2 separate regions of the Homo sapiens genome follow, and region 1 is linked to region 2. The links are chromatin loops, found by intact Hi-C in ENCODE. Cell type or tissue: heart left ventricle. All regions are shown on one strand. Links, peaks and the distances in the headings refer to the core of each region. The heading gives the core; the rest is flanking DNA. Region 1 overlaps MFSD6 (major facilitator superfamily domain containing 6). Region 2 overlaps MFSD6 (major facilitator superfamily domain containing 6).

Evidence for each region. Peaks named below come from ENCODE experiments on the same cell type or tissue, not always from the same donor. Only the 100,000 strongest peaks of a DNase experiment are listed, where the experiment ranks them.
Region 1: a loop joins it to region 2, with 2.0 times the contacts of the local background. A loop is called at or near these places in 35 of 110 quality-filtered maps.

Annotation. Positions count from the first base shown.
Region 1 is chr2:190,411,057-190,420,424 of GRCh38, reverse strand. It overlaps MFSD6 (major facilitator superfamily domain containing 6), which reads right to left. Exons shown (of 8, transcript NM_017694.4): 2 at 5,012-5,133. Among named protein-coding and RNA genes, the nearest start is that of MFSD6, 7.4 kb to the right of the region's middle. In heart left ventricle, for the core only: no CTCF peak of the experiment used is centred there; no DNase peak of the experiment used is centred there; H3K27ac peaks cover 478 bases.
Region 2 is chr2:190,464,830-190,474,197 of GRCh38, reverse strand. MFSD6 (major facilitator superfamily domain containing 6) reads right to left here. Exons shown (of 8, transcript NM_017694.4): 4 at 4,343-4,440. It also overlaps a transcript of NEMP2 not described here. Among named protein-coding and RNA genes, the nearest start is that of MFSD6, 61 kb to the right of the region's middle. In heart left ventricle, for the core only: no CTCF peak of the experiment used is centred there; a DNase peak (open chromatin) is centred at 4,797; H3K4me3 peaks cover 308 bases; H3K27ac peaks cover 3,303 bases.

The DNA.
Region 1 (9,368 bases), core at 3,143-7,142, 54 kb after region 2:
AGAAGAGGTCATGAGATAGGACCTTTTTGATGGGATTAATGCCCTTATAAGAGGAGGCAACTCTCTCTCTATCCACATAGCAAGAAGGTGGCTATCTAGTAGCCAGGAAGAGGGCCCTCAACAGGAACAGAGTTTACTTGCACCTTGATGTTGGATTTCTCAGTCTCCAGAACTGTGAGAAATAAACTGTGGTTCAAGCAACCCTGTCTATATATGGTTGCTATATATATATGCTATATATGGTTGCTATATATTTTGTTATAGCAGCCTGAGCAAACTAAGACAGTGGGCAATGAACATGAATCAATTCAGTTAATATTTTGTTTTTAATGTCTGAGTCTTAATGCTTTTTTAAAAAAAGAAACTTGAAAATATAGAGTTAAGAAGACATTTCAAATTATATACAGAATTAACTTTATGATCTTTTCTGGGAAATATTCTCTAGTGCAGGTTTGCAGTTCATCCTAATCAGATAAGGAAGGCTTTGTTTACTTTTTAGGAAAGCAGAAGTCTTCTCACCTGGCACAGTCTAATGATAGTAATCAATACAACTATTGTGAAAATATAACACAGACTTCTAAAACCTGGAAAGCTATGCTACCAGTACCTACACTGAGTCATTCAAATAGCAGGTATTTCTGAATTATTGATGAGAGGCAATGAAATCATTCTTATTAAAACTGATAGCTTTCTTCATTATGTATTTGAATTAAAACTGTTCAAACATATATTGAGTTATCCGCAAATATATGAGAGTATGAAAATGGATTCAACTTTTGAAGAAAGAAACCCTGAGATCGAATACATTATTTGGAATAATTGCCAAAGGTTAGATTTACAAACATGATAAGAATGTGTGCTATAACATAGCAGTGACATAATTATCAGTGATGGAGAGGAAATAGTCCCTGGATACCACAGAAGGGACACTCTTCCTTGTGCCATGGCCATCATAACTCAGTGTTGCCTAGTGATGAGGGCTGAAGCTGCGAAGCAGGGAAATCAACTTTTCAAACCCTTGCAGCCAGCTCTGTCTTGTCAACTGTTATTGGCCAACATTCTCAATGGCTTTGGGAAATGTGAGTCCCAGAGCTGGACTCTAACATACTGCTGCAATTATGACCAGTATAGACACAGGGAAACTACTGTAAAAGAGCGTTAGAATCTAGGTATTCACACACCGCACTCAAACATTCAGTTCAACCCCCAGCTTCTTCCAGGATAGAGCTTTTTCCAGAGACACAGTGTGCGAGGTCAATTCCCATAGATTTTTTTTTTCCATCAGGATTGCTTTAGCATCTGCTAGACATTTAGCCAATGTCATGAAAAAAATATATAAGGTTAGTTTTATAACAGTCACACAGGCTACAAGGGCACTGATCTGTGCAAAGATGAATGACTATTTTGGAATCTTCCTCTTCCTTTCAGGGTATTGTGACATGGTTCCTTTATGGCAAAGCCAAATGATGAAAGAAACAAAACTGGTCTCAGTCCTGTCAGCCCAGTTTCCAGCCTGAGCCCTCCAGGCACTCAGCACTGCCCACGGGCTCCCCAGAGCTGCTACTAGCTCCCCAGAGCTGCTACTAGCAGCATTCCACTGGGATTGAAACTCCTCCCAGAAACTAGAACCTGGCACCCTTGTCATTCTTTTGTTTTGTTTTGTTTTTTTAGATAGGGGCTCCTTCTGCCACCCAGGCTGGAGCGCAGTGGCACAATCACAGCTCACTGCAGCCTTGACCTCCTGGGCTCAAGTGATCCTCCCACCTCAACCTCCCAAGTAGCTGGGACTACAGGCACACACCACCACTTTCAGCTATTCTTTTCAGTTGTTTGCAGAGACAGGGTCTCACTATGTTGCCCAGGCTGGTCTTGAACTCCTGGGCTCAAGTGATCCATTTGCCTCAGCCTCCTAAAGTACTGGAATTACAGGTGTGGGCCACTGTGCCCAACCACCTTGTCATTCTTGGTGGGCCTTTCCAAGGCTCCTAGTAAAACCTGACTGCTAGATCATAAGCAAGCTGATTCACAACCTTGGTTGCCCCATCTTGACAACATATTTGCACTTCAACAGGGAATCAGTGGATTATACTATCATATTATTACCAACTACAATACAATAACACTTAAGTAACACTTGCTATGAACCTAGCATGTATTAACTCATTTAATACTCACAACAGTTCTCTGGGGTGGAAATGATTCCTTTCCCAGTTTTACCAATGAGGAAACTGTGGCACAGAGAAGGCAAATAACCAGCCCAAAGTCACATAGGGAATGAGTAGCAGTGCTGCTCTTAGCAGGTACTGACTCTCAATGCACTGTGCAGCTATGAGACAGGGATCCCAAAAGTTAGGTCTTAGGCCTCAAAGACTTGCTTTATCATTGACAAGCAATGATAAACCACATCTCTCTCTCTCTCACATACACACACACACACACACACACACACACACACACACCACTAAAGGGTTAAATGAAAAGTCAGAATAATAATGGAAGAAAAGCCACATAGCCCTATATAATTTATTAACTAAAAGATATTAGGGACAATAGGCATGCTTCTGGAGTTCCAAGTAGGGTGTCCATACTTCAGACAGGGGTTGTCAAGAAAACGAGGGGCTTAAATTGAACTCTGAAAGATGGGCAGGATTCACAGGCAAAGATGAGTGGGAAAACTATTCCAGGGTAGAGGAAAGAAAAGGCAGCAGAGGATCCGTAAAAGATTTATCCCAAGACTAAAGGGCACATGAGGCCACCCAGACAGCAACAGATGGCACAGGGCCTTGAATACCAGGCTGAGGGACGACAGAACACAAAATACAATGGAATTATACTGAAAAAAAGACATTCATTTGAACAACCAAAAAAACCCTACAGCTATAGATCGAGCACCCACTAGTAGGTAGGACACATGCTGGAGGCCACACAGTCCCTGTCATGACACCCAGAGGCGAGAAGAAGACGGGGGCACACACAATCACAACACCTTATGCTAAATGTTCAAACAGGAGCAAGCACAGGTGATGTACACAGAGGGTCTGTGGTGTGGGGCCTCGAGCCAATCTTAAAGGATGAATAGATTGGCAGGGTTTTGCTACTGTGACCTTGCTAAGGATTTCCCAACATTTGAACTTTTATTTTGGTGTGCTGATCTTACCGCTAATGATCCAGTACTGAAGTCCTGTGATGGTATCATTTCAGAACAAACAGTACTTTATGAATTCACTATATCTAATGGGACCTTTCATAACATCTGGAAATAGAATACACTTGAAACATTTTCCTCACTCCTTCCTCTACTTCTAGAGATTGTTCTCACATCTACTGTAGGATTTATAGGTAATTTTATTGCTATCTTTTTACAGATATCTCGTTTGCCCAACAAGACTGTATACCCCTCGAGGGAGGAATCTAGAACATAACATATTGCCCTTTACCCCTGTAAGCTCTCAATACTGTTTATTTTGACAAGCACCTGATGACAATAAACATATAAATTTTTATTAAAGTTTAATGTGATCAAAAATTCATTTTAGGAAGTAGAGTCAAAAGAAGTCCCAGTTGCATCCCCCTGGCTTTGATAAATCAGTGCCTCTTTAAGCCTCCTTTTCCATACAAACTTAAGTCAATTAACTCCCAGAAGGATTCTAGAGCTTAAATGAAATAAAGTATGAGAAAGCATTCTGTTAATCTAAAAGCAACATATGAACATTTGGTGTTGCTGGTAGTTGTAGTTTTATTCCAGATATTTCATTAAAACTCTGGGTCTTATTTTGCAATTATGCCAAAAGCACTTTTCCCAGAATTATTTGGCACCACCCTTGAACTAGGCTAGTATTTCATCCATCTGTGCTCATGAATTTATGTTCATGTCTGTTTTCATGTCTACAGCCTGATGGGGGCCTGTGAGGCACTGGTTCACTGGAGAACACACTATTGTAATATGGACTGGAATGATAATTCATTATCTCCAGGAAAGAAATAACTATTCACTTAAAATAAAATATTCTGTAGAAACATTTTACTTATATTTGTAACATCATAAATCTGAAAGAAAGGACCTGAAATCCTCTCTAACATTTCCTTTCAACTTGCTAACAGGGTGAAAAAGGAACAAATTATTTTGATCTCTTAAGGGTTGGAGGAAATAGCTTATAACCATAAAGATGACTTTAGTAATAAAGACCAACTAGATTTTCACTTTCACTTTGTGGAAGAAAATAATCAAATGTCAATTAAAAATTTATAATTTAGGTTCCTCAGACCTTATCAGCCATCATGAAGCAGATTCCTACTTATTAGTTTTAGACTCCTGATTAAATATTGTGCCAATATAGCATAATTTATAATATAAATTTGAAGCAGGCCCCAGAACTTCATTTCCTTCTACCTTTCAAATAAGCTTCCTGTCTTAGAACAAGCCCAGCGGGAGGAAAAAGTAACAGTTCACATTACAGAGCTATTCTAACACTATTAGACACTGAGGAAGTTAAGAGGGTTAAATAAAGCACAATCTATACACGAGACAAGGCAGTTTAAACAGAAATGTATGGGTGCTTCTTTCTCAGACCTTTTATGAGTTTACAATTGAGACCAGAATATAGATCTCAAGGTTTATAATACATTTTCCTATAGCCCTGGACTATCATCAGTTATTTTTACTTACATCCCCTAAATGTGCTATAGTCTAAAAGAATAATTTATATCCTTAGTACCTTCCCATATATGTAATCTAAAATTGTTTTATTTTGCTGTTAGGGTTCTGATAACTTGAGAATTACCATAAGCTATCAATTCTAATGATATAATTAGTTTCAGAAAAAGGTTTATTACTTAGCCCATAAAATAAAAAAGTGGCTGAGCACAGTGGCTCACATCCGTAATCCCAGCACTTTGGGAGACAGAGGCGGGAGGATCACTTGAAGCCAGGAGTTTAAGACCAGCATGGGCAACAAAGCAAGATCCCATGTCTACAATTTTTTTTTAATGAGTCAGGCATGGTGGTTCATACCTGTAGTTCTAGCTATTCAGGAGGCCAAGGCAGGAGAATCACTTGAGCCCAGGGGTTCAAGGCTGCAGTGAGCTAGGATCACGCCACTGCACTCCGGCCTGGGTAACTGAGAGAGATCCTGTCTGTAAATAAATAAAAATAAAAAAGATAGATACTTTAACATACATACCATACCAATAATTTTTAAAATGGAAATATTCAATGCTGGTGAGTATGAGAATTGACAGGCATTGTCATTCACTGAGAGTAAAAACATAAACTTTCTGAAAAGCAAAGACTTAAATGTAAAGATTTTTATTGCAACACTTTTCACAACAATCACAACTGAAACAAAGTAAGTGATCAATAATAAGGACAGTTAAATAAGTTATGGTGAAAATAGGTAAATAAGCTATAGAGAAAAATAAAATCTTATATCCATATCATGGGAAAATAGAACTTAACTACATGGTAAAATGCATCATGTTAAATGAAAGAGCAGGACACAAACCTCTCGATATAGTACAGTTTATATTTGTAAATCTATGTAGCTCAAATAAAATGTATTTTAGAAAAAGACTCGATAAAAATGACACCAAAGTGTTATCAGGGATTATCTCTGAGTAGTAAAATTAGGACTTATTTAATTTTTTTCTTATACTTGGCTGGATTTTTAAAAAATCATTATTTATCACTTTAAAAATACATATTTAAAAAGGAATTATTTTAAATATAAAACATTTGAGTGACAATTAGGATGTCCTTGTTCCCGGAGTTCCTGAAAAATTATAGAGTTATTAAATTGAGGTCTGATCATTCATCTAATGCCTTGTGCTTCCCAGTATACGGAATTGAAAGGGACTGTCACAAGGACTTTGAGACACTCTTAAAAGATATGCACACCTTTTACAGGGAGCCTCATTACACAGAAAATAAAATTGAAATGTGTCATGTTTACTCATTCAAAAGAATCATAATAAAGTCTTTTATTTAAACTCCCTTATAAATGTGAATTGGGGCATATTTGTTCATTAGTTAAACACAATTGCACAGGCATGATTTTGAAATAGAATTAAGAAAGGCACTCCATAATAGCTAAAGAAGCTTGCCTTTGCTGGATTGGAGCACGTTAATCAAGAACACAGCGCTTCTTTATTTTATGTTCCAGGACACATGTGCAGGACATGTGGGTTTGTTACATAGGCAAACGTGTGCCATGGTGGTTTGCAGCACCTACCAACCCATCATCTAGGTATTAAGCCCCACATGCATTAGTTATTTATCCTGATGCTCTCCCTCCCCCTGCCACCCAACCCCCCAGACAGGCCCCAGGAACACAGTACTTCTTAAAAGTCATAGGCAGCATGCATGTCACTTTGTATGATTCTGCTTTATGTGTTTGGTGTGGTGCCTTCCTCCTTTGCTCTACCTTGAGCCAAGTACCTTGAGGCCAAGTATGTTCTACCTTAACTTTGTCCCTAAAAGTGCCCTGAACAGTTAAGAATTCCCAGCGTGACTCACAGGGACCCACTCCTGCCACTGCTCCAGTGCTCAGTTTCTCCTGGAATCCTGGGCCCTGACTGCCATGTCTCCTCTTCACCCCACAGTATAGCAGGGCTCATGGTACATTGGTTTATTGGAGCTCAGAGAGAGCAGGCCCCGTGCAGAGTGGAGTGCACCTGCCTGTGGAACAAGGTCTCTCTACATAACCAACACAGACTGCTAACTACCAGTCCAGGCTCGCCACTCACTTTCCTTTGGCACGGTTAACCCACACATCGGGCTTGTTCAGGCAGCACCAGTTCCTCCTTTTTATCCTCCTCAAAGCCACACACCAGAGCTCACTCTGCCCACTGCTGATTCATAGTGTCCCTGTCTTTCCCTGTCTTTCCCCCATCCCACTCTTGGTCTCAGATCAAAATGCTTCCAAACATTTCCTCAGAGTCATTCAGAGCTGGCCTTTCCTGTTTTGTACTTGCCAAATGTTTCCTGAATTGGTCTCCCATTCTAAAACATGCCCCACAACAAATGTCAAAGAAAGACATCTCTGCCCCCCTTAATTCAATTTTTTTCCACATCTCTTGAACATGGTTTTTTAAGGGTCTGAATTTCTTCCCATCTTTGCCCTATTCTCCCCCATTCTACCCCGCCCCTCCCATCCTAAAATGCAGCAGGACCACCAGGTCACAAGGTAATACAGAACTCTCACTCACATCTCTTCAACATAATCATCAACACGTGGCTCAGCTAGATTTACATCATAATGGATCAAGGCAGGGAGAGGCTACTTTGAATACATACAACATTGGGATGTAGTTTTTGTTGGTGCTGAGGTAGAGGTGGGGGTTTGGGAGGGTGTGCTCTTTTTAAAGCCATAACATAGCAACCAGTAACTATAGCAGACACATATTAACATATAGGCTCAAGGTTTAGGTGTTCCACGTTTGTAATTATTTATTATTTGGTTGGCTTTTCTGTTTTGGCCCCTGCACCAAACATCACTTGTCTGAACAAATGACTGGTAGATTCCAAAAGTTGCCCAGCCAACTTGAGACAATGCCATTTTGCAAAAACAGTAAATAAATATCATCCAAATGTGGGCAATCAAAAACAGCTACAAAGCAAATGTTACTGAATCCAGCAGTGGGGCTAAGTACTGGATAACGTATCATTCAGAATTTAGGAAAACAAATCAGGCTGACACAAGCCCCTCTCACCCCCAAAATGCCAGTAGAGTAAATGGGAACAGACAGCTAATGTTGGATAATTAAACATGGAGGAATTATAAACTCAAAGGAAATGTTCTTGGTGGAGGCATTAAGGTGTTTTCATTGCCCCACACAGAATTGACATCAGATGTGTTTGTTTGCTTTTCCCAGGAATCAAAAATGCTATGCCCAAGGAAATGCCATGTTAGTTGAGTTTGAGGAAGAAATTTTACCCAAACTGGCCTTGTAGTAGGGTAGGACTTTGCACTTGATTTCTGCCTTTAAAGATAACCTATTGAACAAAGTTTCCTAAATTAAAAGATGGAGATTTCCTTCTGCCTAAAACATAATTAGAACCCAAAATGAAATGTTGGATAATACCTAAAATTGTGAGAATATCTCTTCTGTAAAATACTTTTACAATTCCCTCTTTCTCAAGATTACCTACTACCACAATGATAATTAACCAAGTTTAAGCATGTGTTTTCTTGATTCTGAAAAGTCTGAATGTATTATGGCTCTGGATTTCTAAGTCTGGAAATGTATTAATTTTTAAGGATTCTAAGCAGTGGTTTTAGTTAATTTTACATAGAATTGGATAGAACTATGGGACTGTATTTAACAAGTACATATGCATCAGATTAGTTTAACTTTATGATAACTTGCTTCTCCTAAATTGTTACTAAAAATAATTATACCTAAAGTCATCCAGAATGCCATAATTTCATGAGATGACACAGCAGGTAAATTGGTTTCTCCAACTCCTACCTTCTACCAGATTGTTCTGTACAGAACAATCATGCTTCCAAAGACAGCCACCACTAGCAAGACCAGGAAGAAAGAAATTCTTATCACCCCTAATCAAGCAGATAAATTGTGTATGCTCCAAAGCATTCTTATTGAGGAGGAAAACTGAGGAGTTGTAGAATATGCTACAGTTACTATTAGAAAAAGTAAAAGCCAGTCACCTGAGACTCTTTACCCTTTGCCCCCCAATTCTCAGTATGCCACCTTTCACTTTGATCTCCTGAGTCTCATTTCACTTCCCTAACATTAGAGTTTAGGCACATTCAATTTTATCTTACTTTGGATTGTTATAAAATCAATTAATTCTAGTCTTCTTTTGTTTTCCTTTTTAGTTTATATAATAAGAGAACACATGCTTGTTCCAAAAACAAAATTTTAAGCCCAAACATAACTTTATAAGGTAAAAAGCAAAAACATCCTCTTTTCTCCATCTTGTCTCACTTCCTGAAGATAGCCACTGTCGGCTGGGCGCAGTGGCTCATGCCTGTAATCCCAGCACTTTGGGAGGCCTAGGCAGGGGAATCATGAGGTCAGGAGATGGAGACCATCCTGGCCAACATGATGAAACCCCGTCTCTACTAAAAAAATAAAAATTAGCTGAGCCTGGTGGCATGTGCCTGTAATCCCAGCTACTCGGGAGGCTGAGGCAGGAGAATAGTTTGAACCCAGGAGGCAGAGGTTGCAGTAGGCCGAGATCGAGCCACTGCACTCCAGCCTGGTGACAGAGCGAGACTCTGTCTGAAAAAAAAAAAAAAAAACTACTGTCAACAGTTTGGGGACAAAAAGGCGTATGTGTGCCTGTATGCAGGTTTAAACAAATGTATATAAATTTCTTCTGAAGCTAGTTTTTTTTTTTCTTTTTT
Region 2 (9,368 bases), core at 2,472-6,471:
CCTTCTGCTAGCTTTTGAATGTGTTTGCTCTTGCTTCTCTAGTTCTTTTAATTGTGATGTTAGGGCGTCAATTTTGGATCTTTCCTGCTTTCTCTTGTGGGCATTTAGTGCTATAAATTTCCCTCTACACACTGCTTTGACTGTGTCCCAGAGATTCTGGTACATTGTGTCTTTGTTCTCGTTGGTTTCAAAGAGCATCTTTATTTCTGCCTTCATTTCCTTATGTACCCAGTAGTCATTCAGGAGTAGGTTGTTCAGTTTCCATGTACTTGAGCAGTTTTGAGTGAGTTTCTTAATCCTGAGTTCTAGTTTGATTGCACTGTGGTCTGAGAGACAGTTTGTTATAATTTCTGTTCTTTTACATTTGCTGAGGAGTGCTTTACTTCCAACTATGTGGTCAATTTTGGAATAGGTGTGGTGCTGAAAAGAATGTATATTCTGTTGATTTGGGGTGGAGAGTTCTGTAGATGTCTATTAGGTCCACTCAGGAAAGCTGAGTTCAATTCCTGGATATCCTTACTGACTTTCTGTCTCGTTGATCTGTCTAATGTTGACAGTGGGGTGTTAAAGTCTCCAATTATTATTGTGTGGGAGTCTAAGTCTCTTTGTAGGTCTCTAAGGACTTGCTTTATGAATCTGGGTGCTCCTGTATTGGGTGCATATATATTTAGGATAGTTAGCTCTTCTTGTTGAATTGATCCCTTTACCATTATGTAATGGCCTTCTTTGTCTCTTCTGATGTTTGTTTTATCAGAGACCAGGATTGCAACCCCTGCCTTTTTTTGTTTTCCATTTGCTTGGTAGATCTTCCTCCATCCCTTTATTTTGAGCCTATGTGTGTTTCTGCACGTGAGATGGGTTTCCTGAATACAGCACACTGATGGGTTTTGACTCTTTATCCAATTTGCCAGTCTGTGTCTTTTAATTGGAGCATTTAGCCCATTTATATTTAAGGTTAATATTGTTATGTGTGAATTTGATCCTGTCATTATGATGTTAGCTGGTGATTTTGCTTGTTGGTTGATGCAGTTTCTTCCTAGCCTCGATGGTCTTTACAATTTGGCATGTTTTTGCAGTAGCTGGTACCGGTTGTTCCTTTCCATGTTTAGTGCTTCCTTCAGGAGCTCTTTTAGGGCAGGTCTGGTGGTGACAAAATCTCTCAGCATTTGCTTGTCTGTAAAGTATTTTATTTCTCCTTCACTTATAAAGCTTAGTTTGGCTGGATATGAAATTCTGGGTTGAAAATTCTTTCCTTTAAGAATGTTGAATATTGGCCCCCACTCTCTTCTGGCTTGTAGAGTTTCTGCCCAGAGATCACCTGTTAATCTGATGGGCTTCCCTTTGTGGGTAACCCGACCTTTCTCTCTGGCTGCCCTTAACATTTTTTCCTTCATTTCAACTTTGGTGAATCTGACAATTATGTGTCTTGGAGTTGCTCTTCTCGAGGAGTATCTTTGTGGCTTCTCTATATTTCCTGAATTTGAATGTTGGCCTGCCTTGCTAGATTGGGGAAGTTCTCCTGGATAATATCCTGCAGAGTGTTTTCCAACTTGGTTCCATTCTCCCTGTCACTTTCAGGTACACCAATCAGATGTAGATTTGGTCTTTTCACATACTCCCATATTTCTTGGAGGCTTTGTTCGTTTCTTTTTATTCTTTTTTCTCTAAACTTCTTTTCTCACTTCATTTCATTCATTTGATCTTCCATCACTGATACCCTTTCTTCCAGATGATCAAATCAGCTACTAAGGCTTGTGCATTTGTCACCTATTTCTCGTGCCGTGGTTTTCAGCTCCATCAGGTCCTTTAAGGACTTCTCTGCATTGGTTATTGTAGTTAGCCATTCATCTAATCTTTTTTCAAGGTTTTTAACTTCTTTGCCATGGGTTTGAACTTCTTCCTTTAGCTCGGAGTAGTTTGATCGTCTGAAGCCTTCTCTCAACTCATCAAAGTCATTCTCTGTCCAGCTTTGTTCCATTGCTAGTGAGGAGCTGCGTTTCTTTGGAGGAGGAGAGGTGCTCTGATTTTTAGAATTTTCAGTTTTTCTGCTCTGTTTTTTCCCCATCTTTGTGGTTTTAACTACCTTTGGTCTTTGATGATGGTGACGTACAGATGGGGTTTTGGTGTGGATATCCTTTCTGTTTGTTAGTTTTCCTTCTAACAGTCAGGAGCCTCAGCTGCAGGTCTGTTGGAGTTTGCTGGAGGTCCACTCCAGACCCTGTTTGCCTGGGTATCAGCAGTGAAAGCTGCAGAACAGCGGATATTGGTGAACAGCAAATATTGCTGCCTGATCGTTCCTCTGGAAGTTTTGTCTCAGAGGGGTACCCGGCCGTATGAGTTATCAGTCTGCCCCTACTGGGGGGTGCCTCCCAGTTAGGCTACTTGCGGGTCAGGGACCCACTTGAGGAGGCAGTCTGTCTGTTCTCAGATCTCAAGCTGCGTCCTGGGAGAACTACTGTCTTCAAAGCTGTCAGACAGGGACATTTAAGTCTGCAGAGGTTTCTGCTGCCTTTTGTTTGGCTATGCTCTGCCCCCAGAGGTGGAGTTTACTGAGGCAGGCAGGCCTCCTTGAGCTGTGGTGGGCTCCACCCAGTTCAAGCTTCCCAGCCGCTGCTTTGTTTACCTACTCAAGCCTCAGCAATGGCGGGTGCCCCTCCCCCAGCCTCACTGCCGCCTTGCAGTTTGATCTCAGACTGCTGTGCTAGCAATGAGGGAGGCTCCGTGGGCGTAGGACCCTCCAAGCCAGGTGCGGGATATAATCTCCTAGTGTGCCGTTTGCTAAGACTGTTGGAAAAGCACAGTATTAGGGTGGGAGTGACCCAATTTTCCAGGTGCCATCTCTCACCCCTTTCCTCGGCTAGGAAAGGGAATTCCCTGACCCCTTGTGCTTCCTGGGTGAGGTGATGCCTCGCCCTGCTTCAGCTCACGCTCACCGCGCTGCACCCACTATCCTGCACCCACTGCCTGACAATCCCCAGTGAGATGAACCCGGTACCTCAGTTGGAAATGCAGAAATCAGTAGTCTTCTGTGTCACTTACGCTGAGACCTGTAGACTGGAGCTGTTCCTATTCGGCCATCTTGGCTCCACCCTCCTGTTATTCTTAAATGACACAAAACTGAGATGTGTGCCTCCCCTCAAGACCCTTCCAGAGTTCTAATTATTAGAAACAATAATTTCTTATTATTAAAGACCAAGTTTCCATTTTCTATATATTTGTAAACAGAATCTCCTTTTACTAGCTACACCATTGCATCAAATCTGAGAAAAGCATCTTAAAGTATATATATATATACTTGAATTTTATAATTATAATGTGAATATAAATTATATCTCCTTTCAATTAGGATAAGTTCTTTTTTCATTGCTATGATGAATTTGATGAATGAGCTGGCATTTTGTACATTCTGTTTAGATGTATAATTATGAATCTTTCATTTTAAAAGACTGAAATTCTCAATCTTTCATCATGACAATTAATCACATTGATTACACCGCATTTGTCTCCTTAGGGTAAGGGAAAATGATAATGGCAATCTATAAAGCTAATGAAATCGTATATAATCAAATCACAGACTGTTTAGTGCAATTAATGATTTAGTAGCCTGGACCGTCACTCAACTCCAGCGATCTTGTCCTGAACCTTTATTTTAATCATGATGCCAATCAGGACTTTTCAGGATGTGGTCAGTACTATATGAGCTAACATGGCAATGAGCTTTGAATAGTAATCCATTTTTTCAGCACTCTTCAGCTACATGACAAGAGCCTTCTAGAAACTTTTTCAGTTGTGTCTTGATGGGAGACAGTACACTGAAGCAAAGAGAACTCAGGGCAGGACATTTGAGCAGAGATTTTTTAAAGTTCATGGAAAAACAACGGTGTGGCTATAAAACTTTAGTTATAAGTCACCAGATGTGATAAAAATAACTGAAGAGATAAAATAATTATGACAACAATCTTTTTTTCAGTAACTATAGTTAACCTACAAAACTAAAAACACCAAAAACTTTAAAAGATAAATATTTTTATATCTTAAAACCACCCTTGGATGTCCATGTCTAATAGTTGTGCACAGGAGTTTATTCTAGAGTTCCTCTTCCTTTGTTTAATCACAAGGGTGTGGATCAAGTCCAGCTTTGTTTGGCTCAACACAAAGCAGCACTCAGGTAACCAAGGAACCATCCCTCCTGATGTCATCTCTTCCTTAACAACCACTTCAAAATCACATGAAACAGTAGGCCTGCCCTTCCTTTATAGAATCAGATGCTGAAGGCCACTGGGCTTTTAGCCACAGCTCAGGGAAGGCAGAGAAATAATTTCAATCCCAGCTGTTAACTTACCTTGAAGAACTTCCATGGGGAGAACAGTCCAGGCATTCTCCAGGTAGGAAATATAAATATAGCGAGCCGTATTGCAGGCCAGGCCAATGTACAGAACCCTAAAAAAAAATAAAAAATAAAAATAAAATAAAAAAAAGCAAAGGAAAATAAACTGAGTCCCTAATATACAATCTAATATGTGTACAAAACATGCAAATATTACCTACCTTTTCCTTCCCCAAACCACCCATCATCCAGCAGACTCCAAACTCAGGAGTGGGAAAACTGAAGGACAATTACATTTAAGCATGAATTTAGGAATAAGAAGATGGCTTCTAACATATCTGCCCTCAGCCTTTTCAAAATGCTTGTTAATATAAAAGTGAACATCACCCTTCCTGAAACTTAATTTGTAGCAGAGATGATGCTTTTTTAAGATAGTCTGGGCGCACTGCCATCAGTAATGACATTACTGGCTTCCTTCCAGGTGGCTGTAGGAGAACTATGCCTGGGATTGTAACCACTTCACTACAATGGGGGAAGGAAGGATAAAAATGAGAATATGTAAACACGAATGTGGCCTTGCTCATAATACCCAAGATACCAAGCAGTTTCACAAGGAGACTCTGAAGGTCATTGAAAACTATCATTCACTAACTACTATAAACTATTTGGAAATCAAATAGTTTCTCCTATCAGTTCAATGGATACATGTTCATCTTTTAAAAAATTCATGGTATCATATGTTTACAAAACTAATAAATATACACCAACCTCTTGCATTCTCTCACCCCCACCATTACCGCTGCCAAAAGTATAAGTAGAAAGAAAATAAGCAAAGGCCTGAAGTGGTGCACCCAAGCATAAGGTTTCAGTCTCTCGTTCTGAACTGGATGGGCTGGTTTGGAAGCAAAGAGTGGCTACTTCTCTGCACAAAATACACCCTAATGGTAGGGATTTATCTTTCTCCCTTGTTTTCTATTTTCTGTTAATTTTCCTAACCTTAATGCTCTGTTTTCTGAATCCAATTTGATGAAAAGTAAAAGGTAAAAGAAATAAACCAACACGATAATCAGTGGTATTTTCCTAATCTTGCTTTTTATGTTAAAATCATTCCTGACTGAGTGTATTGACTCATGCCTGTAATCTGAGCACCCTGGGAGGCTGAGGCAGGAGGATCACTTGCGCCCAAGAGTTCAAGACCAGCCTGGGCAACATAGTGAGAACCTGTCTCTACCAAAAAAAAAAAAAAAAAAATTAGCCAGGCTTGGTGGCACACACCTATAGTCCCAGCTACTTGGGAGGCTGAGGTAGGAGGACTGCTTGAGCCTGGGAGGTCTAGGCTGCCCTGAGCCATAATCCCACCACTGCACTCCAGCCTGGCAAACAGAGCAAGACCCTGTCTCAAAAAAAAAAAAAAAAATTCATTCCTATAAACACTGTTCCCTTTTTCCCAACACTGAATCAACAAAGGGAAATGCTCTCAGACACCCAGCTATCACTAATCTCACATATGGAAAAGAAAGATGAAGAAAAGACAAAAAAGAAAAAGTTGAAGGGTGTGGATGAAATAGGCAACAGATATTAGAGGGATTTAGCAGATTCTCAGTGAAGTATTACAAAAAGTCTGGGTCATCTTGTTCTATGGACATTATGTTCTTTGTACTTGTGTGTTTGGAGGAGAAAAGTACGTTTCAATCTGCCTTAATGAAACTTTTATTGAACAAACTTGCTACAGATTCATCAGTTTCCCTCTGCTAGGGAAAAAAAAAGCCACAGGAAATTAAAATGCAAAATATACTACATGAACACACAAGTTAAACAAACCTGTGCCTCCTTTTACAAATTCTAAGCCAGCCCTGTGGGTGGCCTCTCTTTACCCTAACTCAGGGGTCAGCAAACACTTTTCTATAAAGGACCACACATTAAACAGTTTAGGCTTCACGAGCTACATGGTCTCTGTTGCAGCTCCTCAGCTCTGCTGCTGTAGCATGAAAGCAGCCACAGGCAATATGTAAATGAATGAGCATGGCCATGTTCCAACAAGAGCTGAATTATGAACACTGAAATGCAAACTTCATAAAATAATTTTCATGTGTCACAAAATCTTATTCTTCTTGTGTTTTTTTTCAACCATTTAAACATGTAGAAACTATTATTCTTAGTTCACGGGCCATATAAAAACAGGCAGCAGGCCAGATTTGGTCAGTGAGCCACAGCTTGCCACTGACCTGGCCTCGCTCCTTAATTCTTTTTCTTTTTTTGAGACAGAGTCTCGCTCTGTTGCCGAGGCTAGAGAGCAGTGGCACGATCTCGGCTCACTGAAACCTCCGCCTCCCAGGTTCAAGCAATTCTCCCGCCTCAGCCTCCTGACTAGCTGGGATTACAGGAATGTGCCACCATGCCTGGCTAATTTTTGTATTTTTAGTAGAGACGAGGTTTTGCCATGTTGGCCAGGCTGGTCTCAAACTCCTGACCTCAGGTAGTCCGCCCACCTCGGCCTCCCAAAATGCTGGAATTACAGGCATGAGCCAGCTCCTTAATTCTTAACCTTGGCTGGACATCAGATTTACCATGGTAACTGTTTACAACTACAGATGCCGAGGCCCACACCTATCTCAATAAAGATCTCTATGGTTGAAACCCAGGCATTTTGAAAGTTCCCCAGGTTGTTCTCTTACTGAGCCAGGGTGGAGAACCAGTGGTCTAACTCATTCCAAGCTGTCCCCAGTAATACTGTAATATAATCCCATCATAAAACAATGTTGGTAATCCACTTTCCTAGTGTTCACAAATTGTCTATCCTGAAGCTGTCTTTTGAGCCCACCTCTGAATCAGGGTTGCCATGACAACTGTAATTCAATCCAGGCCATAGTCCAAAACTCCTGGCTTAAAATAACCCAGTGTCAATTGATCCAGTTTAGGAGGTAGATTGTGCTTTGCCTTCAAACCTCTTCCCAGATGGAATTCAGTCACTGGAGTGACCGGTTCACAACTTCTGGGACCCTTAGGTCTCAGATTGCCATCAACAAGCTGAGTGGCTATGAATTTGATATAGCCTTCCCTTCTTTCCCACATTTCTACTTTCACAATTGATAGTCCTTTAGGAGCAAACAGGTACCCTAAAAAAGAAAACACAAAATAAGAAGTATCCAGGTCAAGGTTATTTCATCTCTCTGAGCCTCAGTTTCCTCATATATCAAGTGGGGATAAAAACATGTATTCTGTAGGTTTGTTGTGAAAATGACGACACAATGACTTGCCCAAAATAAGCACTCAATAAATGATTCATCATCATCATCATCATCTTAAGGAAAAGTATCCAAGTAAATACTCTTTGGTTTCTGACAAAACTTTTATCCCAGAATTCCAAAAGACAAGAGCATTCGCATTCCTTCCTCACCAACCATTTTGAGGAAGCCAGTGGCTTCAAGAAATCAGCAAGGGTAAAATTGTGAGCAGAAAGAAAGACAGCATTTGGATCTATGAAAAGGCAAAGAAGTACACGTATATTTACTGAATAGTCACTGAAAAGTACTTCAGTATCAGAATAGGATATTTAAACTGCCATAGTATGCACTGTTATGACTGAACCATGTGTTCCCCCAGTTCATGTGCTGAAGTCTTAAGTTCTGACCCCCAGTACCTCAAAATGTGATTGTATTTGGAAATATAGCCTTAGAAGAGGTAATTAGGTAAAATGATGTCATATGGATAGGTCCTAATCCAATATAACTGGTGTTTTTCCAAGAGATTAGGACACAAGCAGGCACAAGGGAAGAAATAAAAACTCTGGAAGAAAACCTAAGCCAAAGAGAGAGGCCCTTGGAAGTAACCAACCCTACGGACAATTGATCTCGGACTTTTTGCCTCCAGAACTGTGAAGAAATAAACTTCCGAGTTTTTTTGTTTGTTTTTTGCAATGGCATGATCTTGGTTTGCTGTAACCACCGCCTCCCGGATTCAAGCGATTCTTCTGCCTCAGCCTCCCAAGTAGCTGAGATTACAGGTGCATGCTACCAGGCCCGGCTAATTTTTGTATTTTTAGTAGAGATGGGGTTTCACTATGTTGGCCAGGCTGGTCTTGAACTCCAAACCTAAAGTGATCCACCTGCCTCGGCCTCCCAAAGTGCTGGGATTATAGGCGTGAGCCACCACGCCCGGCCATAAACTTCTGTTTTTTAAGCCACCCAGACCGTGGTACTTTGTGGTAACCCAAGCAAATGAACACATTCACTCTAATACAGTTAGGGATTTGCTAATATAAAGGAATTTAAAGCATATTTTACTGGATCATTTTCTAGACAATCAAATTCTTTTTTATGCTGAATATGAGCATATGTTCAGGGTCCTAGAATTTTTTTACATAAGATTATACATAAGATTACTGATGTATAATCAGTAATCTTATGGGCACTGATGTCTGGAAATACAAGACACTGAAAAAAAAAGTCTCTCCACGAGATATAGATACCTACTGAACACCTATAATGATAAAACTCAAAAACAGCATGACTGTCCTATTTCAGAACAGGAAGTCAGTAGTAATAAAAATAGACAAGAAACAAAGGCAATTTTAGAACAGGTGGTTGGTAAACTGAAGTTATCTATAAAGAGGAACACAATTGATAAGAAGCAAATGATGCAGCAGAAAACACTACCCTGTGGAAAACCCAAATCACCTGCCACTCGTTTTTTATCCTGTATTTGAGCAAACTACAAGAGTAGGAGAAAAAAATTGTTACAGATTCTAATTTCTTATATAAGCACAATTCACAGTATTAGCAGTTTAAGCTGATTTGTGGTTATCTTATAATAAAACTGGTATTTTTTTCAAGAGTGTTCAAGATATAGATACAATGAATTATGAGTCATTCTGTAATTCCTAACAGTGTAGTTAGTTGTGAGACCCTACTTTTCTAAATTTAACCAACTATAATATGGCTAAATCCACCCTCCCCCACCCCCACCAAAAGCCACTAAAAACCACAGTGAACATAAATTTTGCTCAATAAACATTTATTAAGATGCCACTATCTACCATATA